Linked DNA regions of Homo sapiens: region 1 is linked to region 2. Evidence: chromatin loops called from intact Hi-C (ENCODE). Cell type or tissue: lower lobe of right lung. All regions are shown on one strand. Each heading gives the region's core, and the rest is flanking DNA. Links, peaks and the distances in the headings are about the cores only.

The links. A loop is a pair of places that touch in the nucleus more often than their neighbours do. Peaks named below come from ENCODE experiments on the same cell type or tissue, not always from the same donor. Only the 100,000 strongest peaks of a DNase experiment are listed, where the experiment ranks them.
Region 1: a loop joins it to region 2, with 3 times the contacts of the local background. A loop is called at or near these places in 36 of 110 quality-filtered maps.

The regions. Positions count from the first base shown.
Region 1 is chr18:76,413,012-76,422,632 of GRCh38, reverse strand. All of the region lies in intron 3 of ZNF516 (zinc finger protein 516), which reads left to right. Among named protein-coding and RNA genes, the nearest start is that of ZNF516-AS1, 74 kb to the left of the region's middle. In lower lobe of right lung, for the core only: no CTCF peak of the experiment used is centred there; DNase peaks (open chromatin) are centred at 1,122 and 5,424; H3K27ac peaks cover 70 bases.
Region 2 is chr18:76,689,531-76,699,151 of GRCh38, reverse strand. LINC01879 (long intergenic non-protein coding RNA 1879) reads right to left here and starts at 9,123. Exons shown (of 2, transcript NR_122073.1): 1 at 7,179-9,123; 2 at 5,516-5,908. In lower lobe of right lung, for the core only: no CTCF peak of the experiment used is centred there; no DNase peak of the experiment used is centred there; H3K4me3 peaks cover 789 bases; H3K27me3 peaks cover 1,191 bases.

The sequences.
Region 1 (9,621 bases), core at 954-8,953, 280 kb after region 2:
GGTATGTCTGCTTCATAACCCCTTTCTGTTTAAGTGGTGGTTTCTGGGTATCTTTTAATTCTCTATCTCTCCATAAATACAGAGTCCTACTTCTCTTATAGCCTTAGAACTGCCTCATAATTAGTCGATTTAATTCTGAGGTTGTGCTTGTTGTTTTAACTGTCTTTTGACCTATATTTCTGAATCCTACATTTAGCTTCCGGAAAGTTAGGGCAGTCACGTGTTTGCAGGTGCAGCTCTGCTCCATAGCCTGAGTGTATGAGTACATGGTCATCATCCGTCAGGCCCCTGGAGACCGTGGTCTGCTTCTTACTGCCGCAGTGCAGGGAGTGCCGAGGGACCGGCCCGCTCTCCGCAGGCTCTTCTGCGTGGCTGTGGCAGGAGCTGTCTCCTGGTTTGCTGGGTCAGGGCCCTTTCCAGGAACAGTTTACTGTGTCTTATTTAGTGCTTGTCCTCCACATCTCTAGCTGATGGTAGTGTCTTCCTGAATTCTAGGCAACTCTACCAAATTCCAATTGGGTGATACTAGCATAGATACCCTGGCTGAATTTTTCTGGGATTTACCTTCACTTGCTCATGTAGCCATGGAGATATTTAAAATAACGATAATACTCACTGGTAGTCTGGTGCATTATTTAATTTCTAAGATTAAAAACAAAAAACAAAACAAAACAAAACACTTGCCTTAAAATGGCCAGAGTCATACAGTTTGATCCATGTGTGAGGCAGAGAAATTCCTGATGACTTGGGCACCAGACCCGGCCCGCTGTGTGATTCAGATCTGTGGAAACTTTTTCAGAAACTTGTCTTTGCTTTGAAAATACTTATGTTGTGGCACTTTGTACACTTTCTTACTGTAGGTAAAATCAAAGAAATGTGAGGTGTTGGCAAAACATAGGTGATACTTAGTGTAAAGTAGTGCCCTCTGTAATAGTGAAACATGAGGTTTATTTTGGGATGTTGTTCACCCATAGGACCTGCTCCCTGTGGCTTGGATGTTTTGAAAAGACTCCAGGAACTTAGTGTGGAATTCTTATGCCCCATTTCCCCTTCAAGCAAACCCTTGAGTTGTCTAGCAGGTTCTGTGGAGAGCAGGGGGAGGGACCCGGTGGCAGCTTTGCAAACACAGAACTCACGGGGGCTCAGCCCGGGCTCTGCTTTCCAGCTCTGAGACAAAGTCTGGCCTCACGGACTGGACCAGGATACCAGTTAGGACGTGGGACTTGTTCCTTAAAGCTCGAAGCCCTGGAGCAACTGCCAGCACAGCGTCTCCATCACCTAAGGCCTAGCCCGCCATACCTCTGGCAGCCAGGACAGCAGCCTCGGAGCCTCAGCTGCCCTGCTCCTCTTGGGAGGTTTATGACTTCTGAACTTGACTTCACACCCTGTCTCTAGAGCCCTTTTCCAATATGCACCAGCCTAAACGCAGAATGACTTCCTAAGTGTAATTCATCTTGCTTTGTAAACGTGTCAGTAGTTGACCCTGAACATACATATTGTGCATAAGAGTGGTGTTTGGGATGCATGTTGATCTTTGAGCAGGAGGCGCACACTGCATTCTAGGGCAGGAGCTGTTAGAAATTGTCCACGCCCAGGTGCTCAACTCAGAATCACAGTCATCATGGGACATCTCCTTGTTTGTTCTCTTCCATTTCTCTCCTTTTGGGCACCACCAAAATTCATGATTTATAAAGCAAATCCATTTTTTGGTCTGTTGGTGTTTTCAAAAGACATCACTAAGGAAATTCAGTTACACTTATTGATATTGTGGATGAAGTACCCATTCATGGACTAATCTGGGAATTTCACTACTAAGCATAAACTTTCCTGATGAAAGTACATTTTTACTTTTGAACAGCAAGTTTATAAATACTGTTTGTTTTTTTTTATATATATAGAATATGACACATTCAGGAGGTGTAACCCCTCCCCAGCCCAGCATGGCAAGGTGAAATAGAGGCTTGGGAAGCATAAACTTTTACAGCCACAGGAATTGCTTTTACCTGCAAGTTTTTTTGATCATCTGTCCTACTTAGAATATTTTTTTAAGTATCCACTGTTTTCCACGAAATAACATGCCCCACTCCCCAATTTCCACATACAAATAGTCCTGAGAATAGTGTATATATACCTAAAATGAGCAGCGTGGTTGACTTTACTCCTTATAGTCTAGTACTTTACTGATTTTAGCAGTTTGACAAATGACCTCCCTGGAATTCAGTGTATGGTAAGATGACCTTTACAGAAATAAGCAAAAAATAGAGACAGCAATGAGGGCCGGGGGTAGAGAGCAGATTTTGGGCCAGAGGGTGAGAAGGACACTGGAGGAGTTTGGATGGTCAAGTAGACATCATAGATTTGGACAATGAGCATCTGCAGTGCTACACCTTTTACACCATCTCCAGCTGCTTACTTAGATCTTAAGCTTATTTACACCATCTCCAGCAGCTGACTTAGATCTTAAGCTTACTGCAGATGTAAGAGCAGTGATAATTGACTACCAACAGTGAAAACCTACAGAAATGCAGGTATTAAATGCCTACTAAACAAAAGCACCTCAGCACCTGGGGCTGTTGTGGGAGCCATGGGATCCCCAGGTACCTGGAGTCGCTCCCTCATGATCACCTGTGTGAGGTCAGTAGAAATACCAGGGCTGCCTCTCGCTCCACATGCGTGGGCCTCACACACAGTGGGGACTCCTGGCTTCCAGGCTGGGAATGAATATAAAAGGAGCAGTGTTTATGAGACAAGTAGTATTTTTATTGTATATGTTCTCATGAACTTGTATTAGTCTCTTCTCATGCTGCTAATAAAGACATACCTGAGATTGGGTAAGTTATAAAGGAAAGAGGTTTAATGGATCACAGTTCCATGTGTCTGGGGAGGCCTCACAATCATGGTAGAAGGTGAAGGAGAAGCAAAGGCATGTCTTAATGGCAGCAGGCAAGAGGGCTTGTGCAGGGGAACTGCCCTTTATCAAACCGTCAGGTCTTGTGAGACTTATTCGCTGTCACGAGAACAGCACAGGAATGATTCAGTTACCTCCCATCAGGTCCCTCTCAGTACATGATGGAATTATGGAGCTACAGTTCAAGATGAGATTTGGGTGGGGACGCAGCCGGATCATATCCAACTGTTGTGAAATTGAAGTATTTTATTTATGTATTGTTATATTACGTGCAATTTAATCGTTGTAGAAAATGCAGATAAGGGAAAAGAAAAAGAAGGTATCACTGCTCATAGGTAACGATATTTTGGTCTGGCTGCACCTTCCTACGAATATCCTTTGTGTATACACATTTGATACACGTGTCCCTTTAGTATGTTTTTCTCTTGAGTGTACACACATACACCTAACACATCTGGAAGATACTTGTCTCTATCCCATTGTTTCAACTTAATACATTTGAGCTTTTGTTGTCCACGTGTATACAGCCTCGTGTATAATCCTGGACAATCCTGAATTCCCCCAGGGTCTCAGAAAGTGGGGATGTAACCCATTTCTGGCATTTAGAGGCTCAGGTTTCCAGAGTAGGAGTGGCTGCGACCCACAGTGTCTGTGCCTAACGGATGTGTTTTATTGGTGAGATGGTGTGAAATGGAAGTGGACCCCTATCCTGTCAGGGTCCAGCCCCAGCTGGGCACCAGCTTGCTCTGTGTCTCACATTTTTCGTCTGCGGAATGAGGTGTTTGGGCTGGAGGAAGTGGGCACCCATCTGCCCTGCAGACCCTCTGCCCTTCAGGCTTCCATTCCTTTGCTTATCCTAGGTCACAAGGCTTTTTAATTTCTACTTACTAGCAAATGGGATTTAACATCATTTGTTCAATTTTGGCTTTAAAACTAAATTCATTTTCCCCGGCTTTGCATTGCATTATAGCGTTTGAAAAAGGAAATTGAGATTATAATTACATTTAAAATAAAGTTATTGTTAAAGGATTGTTTCCACTTTCTTTTTTTCACATTTAGAGGTAACCCAGAAGCACAATCTTCTATTTCTTAATGGTTTTTTTTTCATATTTTAAGCCTGTATGTTTGCATCAGTGACCCGGGGAGTTAGGATGCAGCGTATGTTACAGTGCGTGTCATAGTGTGTGTTACAGTGCGTGTTATAGTGTGTTACAGTGCGTGTTACAGCGTATGTTAGTGTGTTACAGCATGTTGTAGCGTGTTACAGCATGTTACAGCATGTGTTAGTGTTAGTGTGTGACAGCATGTTACCGTGTATGTTATAGTTTGTTATAGTGTTACAGTGTGTGTTAGTGTTACAGTGTGTTACAGCATATGTCACAGCGTGTTATAGTGTGTTAGTGTGTTACAGCATGTTACAGCGTGTGTGTTATAGTGCGTTACAGTGTATGTTAGTGTGTTACGGTGTATGTTAGTGTGTTATAGTGTGATAGCGTGTGTTACAGTGTGTTATAGCGTGTGTTACAGTGTGTTATAGCATGTGTTGCAGCGTGTGTTACAGTGTGTTACTGTGTATGTTACTGTGTATGTTGTAGCATGTGTTACAGTATGTTACAGTCTGTTACAGTGTGTGTTGACAGTGAATGGATGTGGTGGGGAAACACAGTTGTGGGGCTGCCACAGGCAGTGAGAAGGAGAAACGTAGAATCCTCATATTCAACTGACGTTTATTTTTACCGAAAAAGCTACTTATAATTCAATTTTAAAACGTCACTGCTATACTTGACCCTCTGGCCGAGAATCCTTTGTAAGATAACTAGCAAAATTGTGGAATCTCACATTTAATAAGTGACACTCTTTTGCATTTTGTATATTTAAATATCATTTTTCAGAGGTTTAGATGATTTAAATATTTCTTAACTTAGGGCTTTCTGAAACTTATGCAGAAACTCAATGGTAGTCGTAATTCCATAAAGGAAATGATACATATATTTGTAGGAATAGTAAGAAAATGTTGAGTGTGGTATTTTCTCTAATTGAAAGCTACCAAGTTAATATAGTTAATTACATCAAAAAGGGAGAAAAATCCTTTGAAGTTTTATTACTTCTTGGCTTTCAGTAACAAAGCAGTATCAGATGTAAATTCTGAAATAGGTTTTTATGGAAGATTACTTAATATGATACATTAAGGTAAAAATCCGTGCTTGGATTATATACCTATTTAAATATGTTTACAAAGCATGTGCTAGAAAAATTGGTAAATTACTTGTAAATATCTTTGGTTAAAAACCAAAAGTCATTGATGTTTCCCCGTTATTGAAGGCAGAAGACTTTTGAGATTTTAAAAGTTTCTCAAGATTCCTGGCGGTGTTCTTACAGCTTTGGTTTCCACGCTTTCATGGGTTAATAAAATGTTGAAAGAGCCGGGAGGAGTGTAGAGTAAAACATTTAAAGCTAAAATCGTGCACCCAGCTTTCTGCCCTTGCCTGGGACAGGGAGAGCCTGTTCTTTGAAGTTGAGAATAAGGGACCAGATGAGCCGTTCAGTAGCCGCTGCGGCATCGAGGCATTCGGAGTTCAAAGGCATCTCACTGAGACCATTTGCCAAGTTTCATTTCAGAACTTCACAGCAACCATCAAATGGTTGCAAGCTGAGAAGCATTGTGAAAATCTGTTTATTTCTCAATATCCCAGATCGCCCTGACCCTGTATTCTCCAAGTTATTTATGGAGGTCTTTGGGTTATGTTTCCCAGGCATGAGAACAGCTAAATATTTCTGCATTCGTTTTTTTTTCTTTTTTGTTTGCTTATTAACAACAGCGGTAATTTGAGATTAAAGTCCCTCCCCCCTTTAATTTGAGGAGGGACAATGGAGAAATGAAAGAAGGATATGTTCTTTTATCTAAAATCAATGAGGAAGGAGGCAGAATTTAAGAAGGGGGAGAATGTGTTTTAAATGGGTATTTTCAATTTGCTTTTCGCCATTACTGAAGTTTCTCAAGGTTTTATTTTATATGAGACTTTTAAACCTTAGCTTCAACTATTGTAAAGGCTTAGGTGTGTAGGCGATGGTCCTCACATTGACTATTCAGAGATGTTTCTGATGAATTCTAAACTAGGAACTATTGGTTTCTGGCTCTTGAAGGCCTGCAGAAAATCCAAATCACAATTTCCTGAACTAATATTTGTGCTTGGATTAAAGTTTTATTTGAAACAGGATTAAATATTTGACTAAAATCCCCAAACCCCCAAACAGTAAGTTTGGATAACTTATACCTCCTTGGTTATTAATGGAAAAATCTCATGACCTTTGACATGGTGTAAAGCATGGGCGACATTTCAGCGTAGGCTCTGCCCAAGAACATCACAGCATTCTCACAGACTTGGGGAGCATCACTAGCTTTGTCTAAAGGTGGTGAAGGCCAGGGCGCTTCATTCCTGGTGTGCGATACGAAAAGGGGCAGTCCTGCCTGGGGAACCGGCCGCCTCTTCCAAGGAGGACCAAAGTGTGGTTTCCAAACATGATTTTCTTAAAATGTCTTACTGCAAAGTGGTTTTCATTACTAAGTGAACATTTGTGTTTCCTGAGAGTTTTTCCTTCACTTTCAGTAAGATTTAGTGATTCTGTGTGCTACAAGTTGACCTTTTATTCCAAAACAGTTGCACACTTAGTACAGGAGGATGTATTGTTAGAAACAGCTTACTCTGTTAGTATAAATTAATGAACTTCATTTCCAGCTATTGAAAACAGTTGCTAACAGTATATTGACTCATTTGCAAACTGAGGTAATTGGTAGTTGGAACTGAAGCAAGTATTTAAACCTGTAGCTTTTACAGTAAGAGAGATGCTAACTTTCGAAGATACACATTGTTAAGGGACCCAGGGCCTCATTTATGCCTCACGGAACCTGAGTGGTGCAGACTTATCCTGAATCAGAAACCCTGAACTCTGTTGAGGACATGCTGCATTTTGAGCCGGTTTCTCTATGCAGTTGAAGTGAGAGAGATGCAATTTGCAGTAAGCTTGTATTTAGAAGCATTCTTTCCTGGGCAGGAGGTAACTTGGTTCAAACAGCAAAACAGGCTCTTTCCACGGCTGTTTCCCCGAGAACCCCGACTCCTCCACTGCAGCCGTTGCACTTCAGAACCCACCTCCGCAGAATCCAACGGAGAGGCAGGTTCTGCATGGCCACCGCTGAGAGCTGGCTGTGCCCTCTTTGCACCCCCTTGATCATGGAATATACATCCACTTACTTACAGTCTAAGGCGATGGCTCAGAGGCGTGCACTTAGTGGTTGGAAAATTCACATCTAGTAAAGTTAGATGGGTGTCAAAGCCACAGCCGGGCTTGCCGTGACAACCGTCAGTGCCAGGCCATTGTCACACACATGAGCTGGCCAGAGAATAAGTGCTCTGGGAACACTCACGCCTTATCAGTTCTGTTCTGTTAAGAGCTCTTCTCAGCTAGCTCTAAACTACTATTTTCTTTTTCTTTTCTTTTTTCCTCTTTTCTTTTTCTTTTTTTGAGACGGAGTCTTGCTCTGTTGCCCACGCTGCTGGAGTGCAATGGGGCGATCCTGGCTCACTGCAACCTTCACTTCTTGGGTTCGTACAATTCTGCTGCCTCAGCCTCTCCAGTGGCTGGGACTGCAGGCATGTACCACTACACTTGGCTAATTTTTGTATTTTTAGTAGAAATGGGGTTTCACCAGGTTGGCCAGGCTGCTCTTGAACTCCTGACCTCAGGTGATCTGCCCACCTCGGCCTCCCAAAGTGCTGAGATTACAGGCGTGAGCCACCGCATCCAGTGTAAACTACTATTTTTTTGTATTAGAACCCAGAGCTGATCCATTGTGGTGAGACATTTAAGAATGTGTGGTGTCTGTGTGTGCACACACGTATCACTTGATTTGAAAAATAGATTAAAAGCCAGATTCTCTATGTGTTTAATATCACATAGTTGGTGCGAACATGATTGGCCCATTCTTCTCATGACTTATGTCATTTTAAGAAATTTAAGACCAAATTTTAGAATTTATTGGTTTATCTTTCACATAATTATTCTTAATTGAGCCTTTAAACAACTACAGTGCTAATGAAGTAGGTAACCTTCTTCGGGTGAAGAAAGTTAAAGAAAACCTGAAAAGAGAATTTTGATCGACAGTAGTATGTAGATTCAAATAGCAGTTTGTGGTTTACTGTGTAACTCTTGAAAATCACCAGAGACACGAAAACTGTGTACATTCAGCATTGCCTGTATTGCCAGCTGGTATACATAGTGACAGAGGGCATTTGTTCTGTGATCAGCTAAATTGTAAGACATTATATTACATTTTAGGGATGAAAACCCTTAAAATAAACTGAAACCCAGCTGAGGAAAATAACACGTGGAACTGGTATCCCAACTTTAAATAAGATTATTTTTCAGTGAAATCGTACTTCAGGATATGCTAGTATGCTGTTCAAGAAAGTAGGAAAATGGCTTGTTTCAGAATAAGTAGGCTTTTTTAAACAACTGGATTGTAAACAATTGGTAATGCTGAAAGCCAAACAACAATGAAGGATTTCACTAATTTAATGTAAATACATAGGAATCTATATATGTACATGTTAGTCTTTAAAATTCTGTAAGAAATACAGTTTTAAAGTGAAGTTTTTGAGTAAGGGTAAAAGATAATGTTTTGATGGCCTAAGAATTTCTCAAGAATAAAACTTTTTGTTCCAATGTTTGTTTAAAAAAAGTGACATGAAATTTCTTGAACTGTTTAGTAATCAGACAAACTGCTTAAATATTGTATCAGTTTGAAAAAACATTTAACGAAACCTTTTAAATAAGCAGATGTTCACTAGTCTTGAATACATAAGAACTGTGTGAAGACTTGGGACATTTTTGTTCATGAGGTTTCGTGAAGATTTTTCTTGTTCACCAATATTATTGGCTTTTACGTCATCATTTAAAGACCTGTTTCAATTTTAGTTTTATACAGTCACATTGAACCCCTGCCCAAAGTGGGTTAGATGAAGAAAACATATATCTTAGCATAAAATCAGTTCCGGTGGGAGGAAACCGTGGCAGCCCAGATATTTGGGGGTGGGCGTTAAGGTGTGCTGAGGTATTCGAGGGGATGAAATTGAACCAGTCATGACATAATTTTTTTTTTGAAACAAAAAATGTACTTTATCTTATTAATATAGTCATATAAAGTGAATGTAGTTGGTTGATTGATAATGGGATTGCATGGGAAACCTGGATCCTTTTCTCTTCCTTAGTCCTAGCATCTTTCTATCGATTGATTGATTGAACAGACGTCTGTTGGGTGTGGTGCTGCTAGGCAAGATGAACGATACCCTCTCCCTGCTGCCTAGGAGCCTGGCGTCCGCCAGAGAAGGATTTTAGATATGTGTAATTTATATATAATTTTAAAGTCATGTAGTAGTAGAATTTAACTGCTAAATTCTACTTAAAGTTCTTCCACTACATTTTTATTGTTTTGGCAAGGTTTGCAGGATTGAATTAGTCACTAAGGAGAGAGAGAGTGTGGTCAACTTTAAAGCCACAGAAAATCTTTTTTAAAAAATGGGAATAAACCGTATGGCATTTTCAGCAGTACGTCCTGTTTCCAAATAATAGCACTTCGTTTCTGCCTCCGCTTCCCGCTTCCTCACAGAGGCCTTGGTTTCAGCATTACCTTGGCAGGTGCAGTGTCTCATGTC
Region 2 (9,621 bases), core at 695-8,694:
CTAGATAGCGAGTTCCTCGAGGGTTAGACGCACGCCTTAGTCAGGAGAATCCTCATAGCTGTAGCAAGCACGTGTGCGGCACCCGGGAACAGGCGGCTGCACGCCCTGCTTGCGGCATCCCATGGATCCTTGTAGCAATGCATAGGGGTGACACGATTCTTTGCATTTTCAGGTATAAAAAAGAGAGAGAGAGATGGAGAAAGAGAGAGAGACAGACAGACAGACACAGAAAGAGAGAGAGGGAGCGCGTGCAGGCAATGAAATCCAGCTAGAAAGGGTCAGAGCCAGGGTTTGGTTCTGAGTCTCGCTCCGCAGCCTGCATGCTTAACCACACCTCCTTAATGCTGACTATTAATTGGTGTGAGAGAGATCAGTCATGTCTTACCGTGGCAGCCCCAGTACCTAGAACAATCACTAGCTTAGGGGGCCGTCACGAAGCTTGGTGAATTAATAACCGAATGAATGCATGAGAAGATTGAGGGGATGAAGGTAGAGATGGGCCACAGGGGCTCGATACCCTGGCAGGCTTCACTTTTGGCTCATGTGAGAACTACACTTTAAGCCAGCAGGGGCCTAGGAATTTCTAGAACATTCTTTGGGTTTTTCTTCCTTTCAAGAGCTGAGCCAGAGAGTCACTGCACCAATTGTGTGTGTGTATGTGTGTATGTATGTGTGTGTGTACGTTTGTGTGTGTATGTGTGTACGTGTGTATGTGTGTGTACATATGCGTGTGTACGTGTTTAATTTCCTGCTTATTGCCCTGCAAGGAGGTCCCCTGCTCCTGAGAGGGAGTGGAGATTTTGTGAGATGATACCCATTAAGGCCTTTTATGCTCGCCATTTTGTAACAAACAGCATCTGGAGCTTGGGAGGAGTGGGGAGCCTGGCTGTCCAGGAGGACAGATTAAGTGTCCACCTTTATAAATCAAACTCCTGTGATGTGGGTTCAGAGGTCACCAACAGCAAATACACATCTTGTAGTTTGGGGTAAAGCAGGAAAAAATATTATTTTAAGATTTAGGATTAAATTGCAAATACCCAGAACACAATTCCTATATGTAAAACACATTCTATTTAAATGTTTTCATTTTTTAAAAAATCTCATTTCTAAGTGGCCAAAAATAATAATTGTGAACGATAACTTTGTCTTCTTATTTATATTCAAGGACCAACTCAGATTAAAGCGATCTTTTAAAAAGGCTTGAAAAGGAGAATAAATCAGTATCGGTGTCAGTTTGTCTCATTTTAACAATAGTCACTATGGAAACAAATCACCCACCTATTTCTTTTCCTACCTCCAAGTAAACAATAGGGTTTCCACTTTTCCTGGTATCCTGTTTCCTCTGCGCAGGAAGTTCTTGTACAGAACGTCTGTACAGTGCTTCTAATTGAACCTATGGTTTTCCCCACATGCCTGTTTCTGTTGTTTTAAACCTCCTCCGCCTCGTGGATTTTCACTCTGAAAGGCTGAGGATCCTCAACCCCATCCTCTGGAATCCTGAGCGTTTTGTCTGGGGCTCCTTGTCTTGCTCAGGGGTGGAGAATCCAGCTGTGGATGCAGAGCGGGGCCAGTGTGCCCCAGACGTCTACAACGTGCCCTGCCCGAGACTCAGCGGAGTCTCACGGAGTTTCCTTTCCTTCCACGCCCCACTTGGGTTAGACAAATGGGAGTGTCCCAGAGGGTCATTTTCCATACTAAGCTGCCGATTCAGGAAAGAACAAAACGCTAACGTGTGTGTGCTTTCTTCCTGTCCTGAACCCACACCCCAAATTCATTGTATATTTGGTTGAAGCCCAGAAGTTTCTGGACATAGAGATTGCTGTCTGCCCAGTGCACAGGAGTCCCTCAGAGGGGCTCTCTGTGCCCCATGGACGTCCGGGGCTCCTCACCTGCACCCCCACCTGCTCTCGTCTCCAAGGACACTCTTTTGTTGGAATATTAAAAGGAAGTGTACTATGTCTAACTTTGTTTATTGCCTGCTATTTTTATGACCTGCAGAGTACTCTTAGGTTTTTATTTTGTGAGATAGAAAATTACAGAAACATCCTAAGAAACACACACACACACACACACACAAAACCCCAGTTCTGTATAGCTGCAGTGTTCTCAAACAGAGCAGTAAAGAGGGCACACACCAGCGACTAATACAAAATGTATTAAAAATGAGAATAAAATGGCCATAGAATAATTTTTCTTATTTGAAAATCTATTTTTAAAAACAAAGAGGCTTGACCTAATATTCCAGTGCCCCAAATGTGCCTCAGGTACCTTGGGAAGACTTTTTGGGATTTTACCACTGATATTACTTTATGCTCTTACAGAGCCATGATTTTCCAAACAGCCACATCAACATGATACCAAAGCAATTGTTTGGAAATTAGGGGAAGAAATTAATGCACCTGGGCCGGGCGCAGTGGCTCACGCCTGTAATCCCAGCACTTTGGGAGGCCAAGGCGGGCGGATCACGAGGTCAGGAGATCGAGACCATCCTGGCTAACACGGTGAAACTCTGTCTCCACTAAAAATACAAAAAATTAGCCGGGCACGGTGGCAGGCGCCTGTAATCCCAGCAACTCAGGAGGCTGAGGCAGGAGATGGTGTGAACCTGGGAGGCCAAGCTTGCAGTGAGCCAAGATCGCACCACTGCACTCCAGCCTGGGGGACAGAGCAAGACTCCATCTCAAAAAAAAAAATTCATGCCCCTGAAAACATGGCATATAAATTGCAAACATGGTTTCCATTCTCCACCTTTTCCTGATCCATGCCCTCTGCAATGTGCCTTTGCTGTTCCTCTCATTAAGAAGTGGAGCCTATTTTATCACCCGTTGAATCTAGGCTCTCCTGTGACTCTCTTTAGCCATAGAATATGGCAGAAGTGATAACATATTAGCCCTGGGCTTAGGTCTCCAGAGGTCTTACACACTTGCACTCCTTTTCGGCATACTTCAGGATAAGAGAGCACAGAGAGACCAGGCGCGGTGGCTCACTCCTGTAATCCCAGCACTTTGGGAGGCCGAGGCGGGCGGATCACAAGGTCAGGAGATCGAGACCATCCTGGCTAACACGGTGAAACCCCACCTCTACTAAAAATAGAAAAAAATTAGCCAGGCATGGTGGCGGGCACCTGTAGTCCCAGCTACTTGGGAGGCTGAGGCAGAAGAATGGCGTGAACCCGGGAGGCAGAGCTTGCAGTGAGCCGAGATTGCGCCACCGCACTCCAGTCTGGGCGACACAGTGAGACTCCATCTCAAAAAAGAAAAGAAAAGAAAAGAAAAAAAAACAGAGAGCACAGAGAAAAACCAAGACCCCCAGCTGACCCACAGCTGACACATCCCCATGAGGGAACCCAACTCCAACCAAAAGATCCTCCTAGCAGAGCCCAGCCTAAGTTGCTGACCCATAGAATCACGAACTCAATAAATGCCTATCATTTTAAGCTATGATGTTTTGGGCTGGCTTGTTACACAGCAATAGATAACTGATACACACCTTTTCTTTCTCATTTCCCCAACTCTTCATTGCCCAGCAAAAGGTTATTGTTGTGCAAAAGGTTCTGTCAAAGAATCAGGATTTGGGCCGGGCATAGTGGCTCACACTTATAATCCCAGCACTTTGGGAAGCTAAGGTGGGCGGATCACCTGAGGTCAGGAGTTGGAGACCAGCCTGGCCAACGTGGTGAAACCCTGTCTCTACTAAAAATACAAAAATTAGCTGAGCATAATGGTACATGCTTGTAATTCCAGCTACTCAGGAGGCTGAGGCAGAAGGATTTCTTGGGAGGCAGAAGTTGCAGTGAGCCAAGATTGAGCCACTGCCCTCCAGCCTGGGTGACAAGAGCAAAATTCCATCTCAAAAAAAAAAAAAAAAAAAAAAAAATCAGGAGACCTAGTCCTAGTCCTGGTTCTGAAATATTTAGCTGTGACCTTGATCAGTCCTGTTCCTTTTCCGAGCATCAGCTGCTTTGTCTGCATGTCTACACACAAAGTATTTGTTATTTCTAGCTAGAATATCTGTGTGGAAGAAACTGACAGAGCAGCTTGAATTCTTCCCCACTTTGGTGTGAATGCCTTTAAGAATCATCTCAGACAAATCTATTCACTGGACTCAGCAAATATACCATTGGACAAATATACCACTGGACTCAGCAATCCCACTGCCTTGCCCTCATGCTATGAAAGCACACACGTGGATATGCAAACATGATGTTCTAGAGTGTCTGGAGCAGCAATCTTTGTGTGGCAAACATCAGGAAATAACCTGAATGCCCACTGAGGAAATTGGTTGCACAAATCGTGGTGTATTTATACTATAAAATATTGTACAGCTGTTTAAAAATTATCTGGAAGAGCTTTTATAATGTATTTTTTAAATGAGAGAAACAGGTTGCAGGGTATAATACTATTTTTGTAAAGGAAACAAAATAACAAAATCCTTTATATGTGTCCCTGGTTTCTGTGTGATTGGCCATGGAAAATGATTTGGAAGGAAGCCGACCAGGCTGCTGTCTGGGCTGGAGACAGAGGTAAGAGGTTTCCAACGGCAAATGTGTTGAAACGACCTCAGAGTTTGGGTATAGGGGGTTAGTTAATTTCATGATGGCACATCCATACAGTGAAATAATTTTCAGCTGTTAAAAATAGTGATAATGACAACTGGGCAAGGTGGCTCACGCCTGTAATCCCAGCGCTTTGGGACGCCAATGCAGGTGGATCGCTTGAGCCCAGGAGTTTGAGACCAGCCTGGCCAACGTGGCAAAACTCTGTCGCTACTAAAAATACAAAAATTAGCTTCACATGGTGGTGCGTTGTGCCTGTAATTCCAGCTTCTCAGGAGGCTGAGGCACGAAAATTGCTTGAACCAGGCGGCAAAGGTTGCAGTGAACCGAGATTGTGCCACTGCCCTCCTGCCTGAGTGACAGAGTGAGACTCAGTCACCAAAAAAAAAAAAGAAATAATAATGATACATAAAAATAATTACATATAGGCCAGGCGTGGTGGCTCACACCTGTAATCCCAGCACTTTGGGAGGCCAAGGCGGGCAGATCACGAGGTCAAGAGATCGAGACCATCCTGGCTAACACGGTGAAACCCCATCTCTACTAAAAAAATACAAAAAATTAGCCGGGCATGGTGGCAGGTGCCTGTAGTCCCAGCTATGCGGGAGGCTGAGGCAGAAGAATGGCGTGAACCCGGGAGGCAGAGCTTGCAGTGAGCGGAGATGGGCCACTGCACTCCAGCCTGGGCGACAGGGCAAGACTCATCTCAAAAAAAAAAAATTACATACAATATATTTAAAATAATGATATTAATGAACATAAAACAGCATTAAAGGAGGTAAAAATGCGTGAGCCTATGTATTTGGAAAATGTTCAGGATGGACACTCATCAAATATTCATGGTAATTATTAGTCATTGTGAGCTTATGAGTGGCTTTACTCTTATTTTTACATACTTACATTCTGTAATTTTGCTAAATTAATGTAGAAAAAAGGAAAGAGGTGGAGAGAGGCAGGAATGTTTAGTAATTCAAAGGTGTTTATTAATGCGGGGCAGAAAGAACCAAAAAGGACCGAGTCCTTCATAAACTCAACATCTCTGAATAATAAAGAGGTGAAAGTATTTTGAAATGTTAATGATTACGTGTGGAAGGTGGCTTTAGATACTTAGTGAAATGGGTGACTGGCCATCTATAATGTCTTCGGCTCTCACAAAGTGATGAGGATGAATGAGATAATTAATATTTATAAAGTCCTTTAATATCCTGCAGAAAAGGCTGTTGCGTCAGATAATAGAGTACACCACGGCTCAGTCTTCTGTCTCTCCTCGGACGGGACCCAAGCAGCCTCTTTCTGATGGTCTCTTGAAAGATCACCCATGTATCTCCTGAGGAGTAAGTGTGGTCTTTGTTTCTGTAAACAAGAACACATTGATCGGTGATATGGTTTTGCTGTGTCCACACCCATATCTCATCTTGAATTGCCACGTGTTGTGGGAGGTAATTGAATCATGGAGGCAGGTCTCTCCCGTGCTGTTCTCATGAGAGCGAGTAAGTCTCATGAGATCTGATGGTCATTAGAAGGGGGCATTTCCCTGCACAAGCTCTCTTTGCCTGCTGCCATCCATATAAGATGTGACTTGCTCCTGCCTGCCTTCGGCCACGATTGTGAGGCTTCCTAGCCACATGGAACTGTGAGTCCAATTAAACCTCTTTCTTTTGTAAATTGCCCAGTCTCGAGTATGTCTTTATCAGCAGCATAAAAATGGACTAATACAATTGGAGAAAGACATTACATCTTTTTTTCCCTTAAATTTTATAAATCCAAACAAGAACTATTTTTTACCTTCTGAAACTACATTTGTACTTGGATAGATGTTTTTATTGAACTATCAGCCTTGAATAAACTGTGTCTCAACCCGGCTTTACCAACCTTGACACAATAGGAATTTATAATTAAGCGGAAATAATTAGCATAGATTAAAATGGAAATTAACTTAGACCAGGTGGGTGTCATTAGAATCAAAAGGAAACAGGGATATTTCCACTATGTGGCTTCCATTCTCCTACTTCTAGGTGCCAACATCCAAGCAGCAATTCCCAGAGCCTGGAATTTATACAAAGATCCTAATCTATACCTAGACATGGAATTCACTGGTATTCTAGCTAAAGAACCAGCTAGAATGAAAAGAACACATTGTAATGAAAAGACCATGTCTGAGAATGGCTTTACCCTCTGGTGAAATGCACCCTGATCTTTGTGGGTGAGCACCTTCTTGTTCTTCAGTCTTTGGTGACTAAAGATTCTACAAGGCTTATAAGGTCTACAGGGGCTGGTGAGTGAATAACAGGCATCTACAGACCAACTTAGTGTGTTAGTATCATCTTTTTTTACCCTGGGAAAAGGAAAAGGAAAAACTTATTTTTTCCACTTAGACTCATCACAAGTCTTAGCACATTTGAAAACATTCCAACGACAAAAATGGTCGTTTCAGAGCATGAAGCCATTGGGTCCCAAGTTTGTCAGCTTCTCTGCTTCCTCATTATTCCAATGATCAAACAGCAACCGCTCTGCAAGCTTCTCTGTGCCCCTCCCCACCGCCGTTGTCCTGCAGATTCCCTTCTCCAAAATCACCAGTGTGTGATTTCCTTGGAATAAAAAGCAGATATATAAGGTTACTCACTTTTTCCTGATGTTGAAACTTGCCTCTCAGTCACGTCAGCCTGGCTTCATCCACTGTCAGTACTGTCTCTCCCGTTTTACTATTTTATGTGTATATTTTATGCTGTGAGAAAGGACACAACTATTTGTACCATAAGAAAGACTCTTGTCATGAGAAGAAAGCCCCCAAAATACTCTGTAAAACTGTACTTCTTATACTCCATTGTTGTTGTTGTGGGAGGGACGGTTTGTGACCAGGCTGAGAAATGTTTTCTCCAACGATTACATTCCCAAAACAATATAAACAATCTCAGAATTGAGGAGTGTTGCCTTCATTTAACATCAAGCACTCATGGTTTTCCAACTGTGGCTGTTCCACATCTCTGCAGGTAAAATCTAGGTCCATGAAAGATCTGGTTCTGGACTTCATTAGGGAAAGACATTTGTTATTAGATGGGGTCTCCTCCCTGGCAAGAGGCAAGTCTGAGAACCGGCAAGTCCCAAGCACTTCCTCACGACTGCTGGTGTTACAGTCTGTGTACAGGCGGTTGAAATTTTTAAAAAATCACTCAGGAAATATGCTTTTTGTTCTATCATGTCTTGATATCATCAGTGTAGGTAAAAGTACGCTTTTGAGCTGGGCACGGTGACATGCATCTATGTCCCAGCTAGTCTGGAGCTGAGGCAGAGGATTGCTTGAGCCCAGGAGTTCAAGTCCAGCCTGGGCAACATAATGAGACACCGTCTCAAAAAAAAAAAAAAAAAAAAAAAAAAAGAGTACGCGTTTGAAGAAGTCAAATTGTTAGCATAAGTGAGAAAATTACTCTTGCTGAGAAAGTCTGTGCCCAGGGCTGTGACGACTGATTGAACGTAGCTGCTTATGAGGCTGTGGCTGACCTAAGGAATGAGTAGATACGCTAAGCCCAGATCAGGTTAGAAGTAAACGACACAAGGTCATCTTTTGAGGGCAAACTGCTGAAAATAACTTGTCAATCAAATGTTTAAAATTGAAGCACTGGTTCCAGTCATTCAGGGCCAGCAGTAGGGCTGGCAAGACGTACTACTTCCCAATGTTTTGTTATTTGTGCCACAGCATCAGGGGCCCTTCATTCAGGAAACGTCTCTTGTGTGTTACATGCACAGAGTGAAGAAAGAATGACAAAAGCTCTGAGCTCCTGGAGTCAGGAAACTAGTGGAACAGGCCAACTTCACCCGGTGCAAATAATCCCACAAATCCGTGTCTCGCTGGAATGTGTGATGGGCACCATGAAGGAAAAGCCAAGGATGCTATAGAAGAGTAGGACAAGGGCACCCAGGTCCAACTGGGTGAGGGGAGCCAGGGAGGCCGCCCTGAGTCAGGAGCACCCCAGACATCACACTCTACCTGCCCATCCTTTCTTACTAGAGGTAACATCTGGTTCACTTGACGGCTGTCATCAAACAGGTGAAGTTTCCCCTGGAGTTAAACCTGCAGATCAGAGCACGGCCCAGGTGTAACTGGAGTGGAGGCAGCCAATGATTAAAGACAGAAATGAGAGACGAGATATTCCGTTTGCGTTGTTCATGTATTCCAACACCTCGTACAACGGGCTGATCACAGAGAGCGCTGTTGACATTCGGGACAAACAGTGTCACAGGCTGTGTTTTACTTGCTCTGAATAGAAATTCACTCATGGAAGAAAAACCTACTAAGGCCAACTTACATGAGCGGAGTGTCCTTGCGGTGCCTGAGCTGTGCTCAACTGAAGGTGTCCACGACATACTGAAGGAGCTCTTGTTGGTTTCTAAGGAAATGGAATTCAGAGCACCCATCTTCCATCCCTTTGTTTTATTTTCTGCTTTTTCCAACCTCTGTTTCCACCAAGCTTCGAGTTATCCAGTGTGGATATTCCAGGTAGCGGCAGCAGGTGGTGCTTTATGTGAATGAGCAGCTTTATCCAGCGTTTGTGTCTGATGCATCCGAAGCTGCAGTTAAGTCATCGTTTCCATCTGCATTCAGAGAGCATCCCATCAGGGTGGTGGTTGGGTAATTCCAACTTCTACCTTGAGAACTCCTGCTTAGCAGCTAGTTTTTGGAAGAGATTTGAGAGTCATTTTAACACAACCTTTCAAAATATTCCACTTTAAAGGTAGATTTTGTGGCACTAAACATGAATCAGCACTTTTGCATAATGACAGGATAAAAGTATGACTTCTGCAAGAAACACAAAACATTGACTTCCAGATTTAGCTGTTTATAACAAAACAGGCTCTCTTTGCTGTATGTCTTAGCTCCACTGCCGTTTCCACTTCTTCACAGGTGCCCATGTTCAATCCAGATTTCCTGAATTAGGTATTAGCACATTGCTAGATGCCCTCGGGTACAACATGCAGATCAGTGAAATAACACAGGGATTCCTAGATAGAACACGTTTCCTTTTCATGCGTGTTACTGCGAAGTGTGTTCTGGTTGAGATACATTTGGA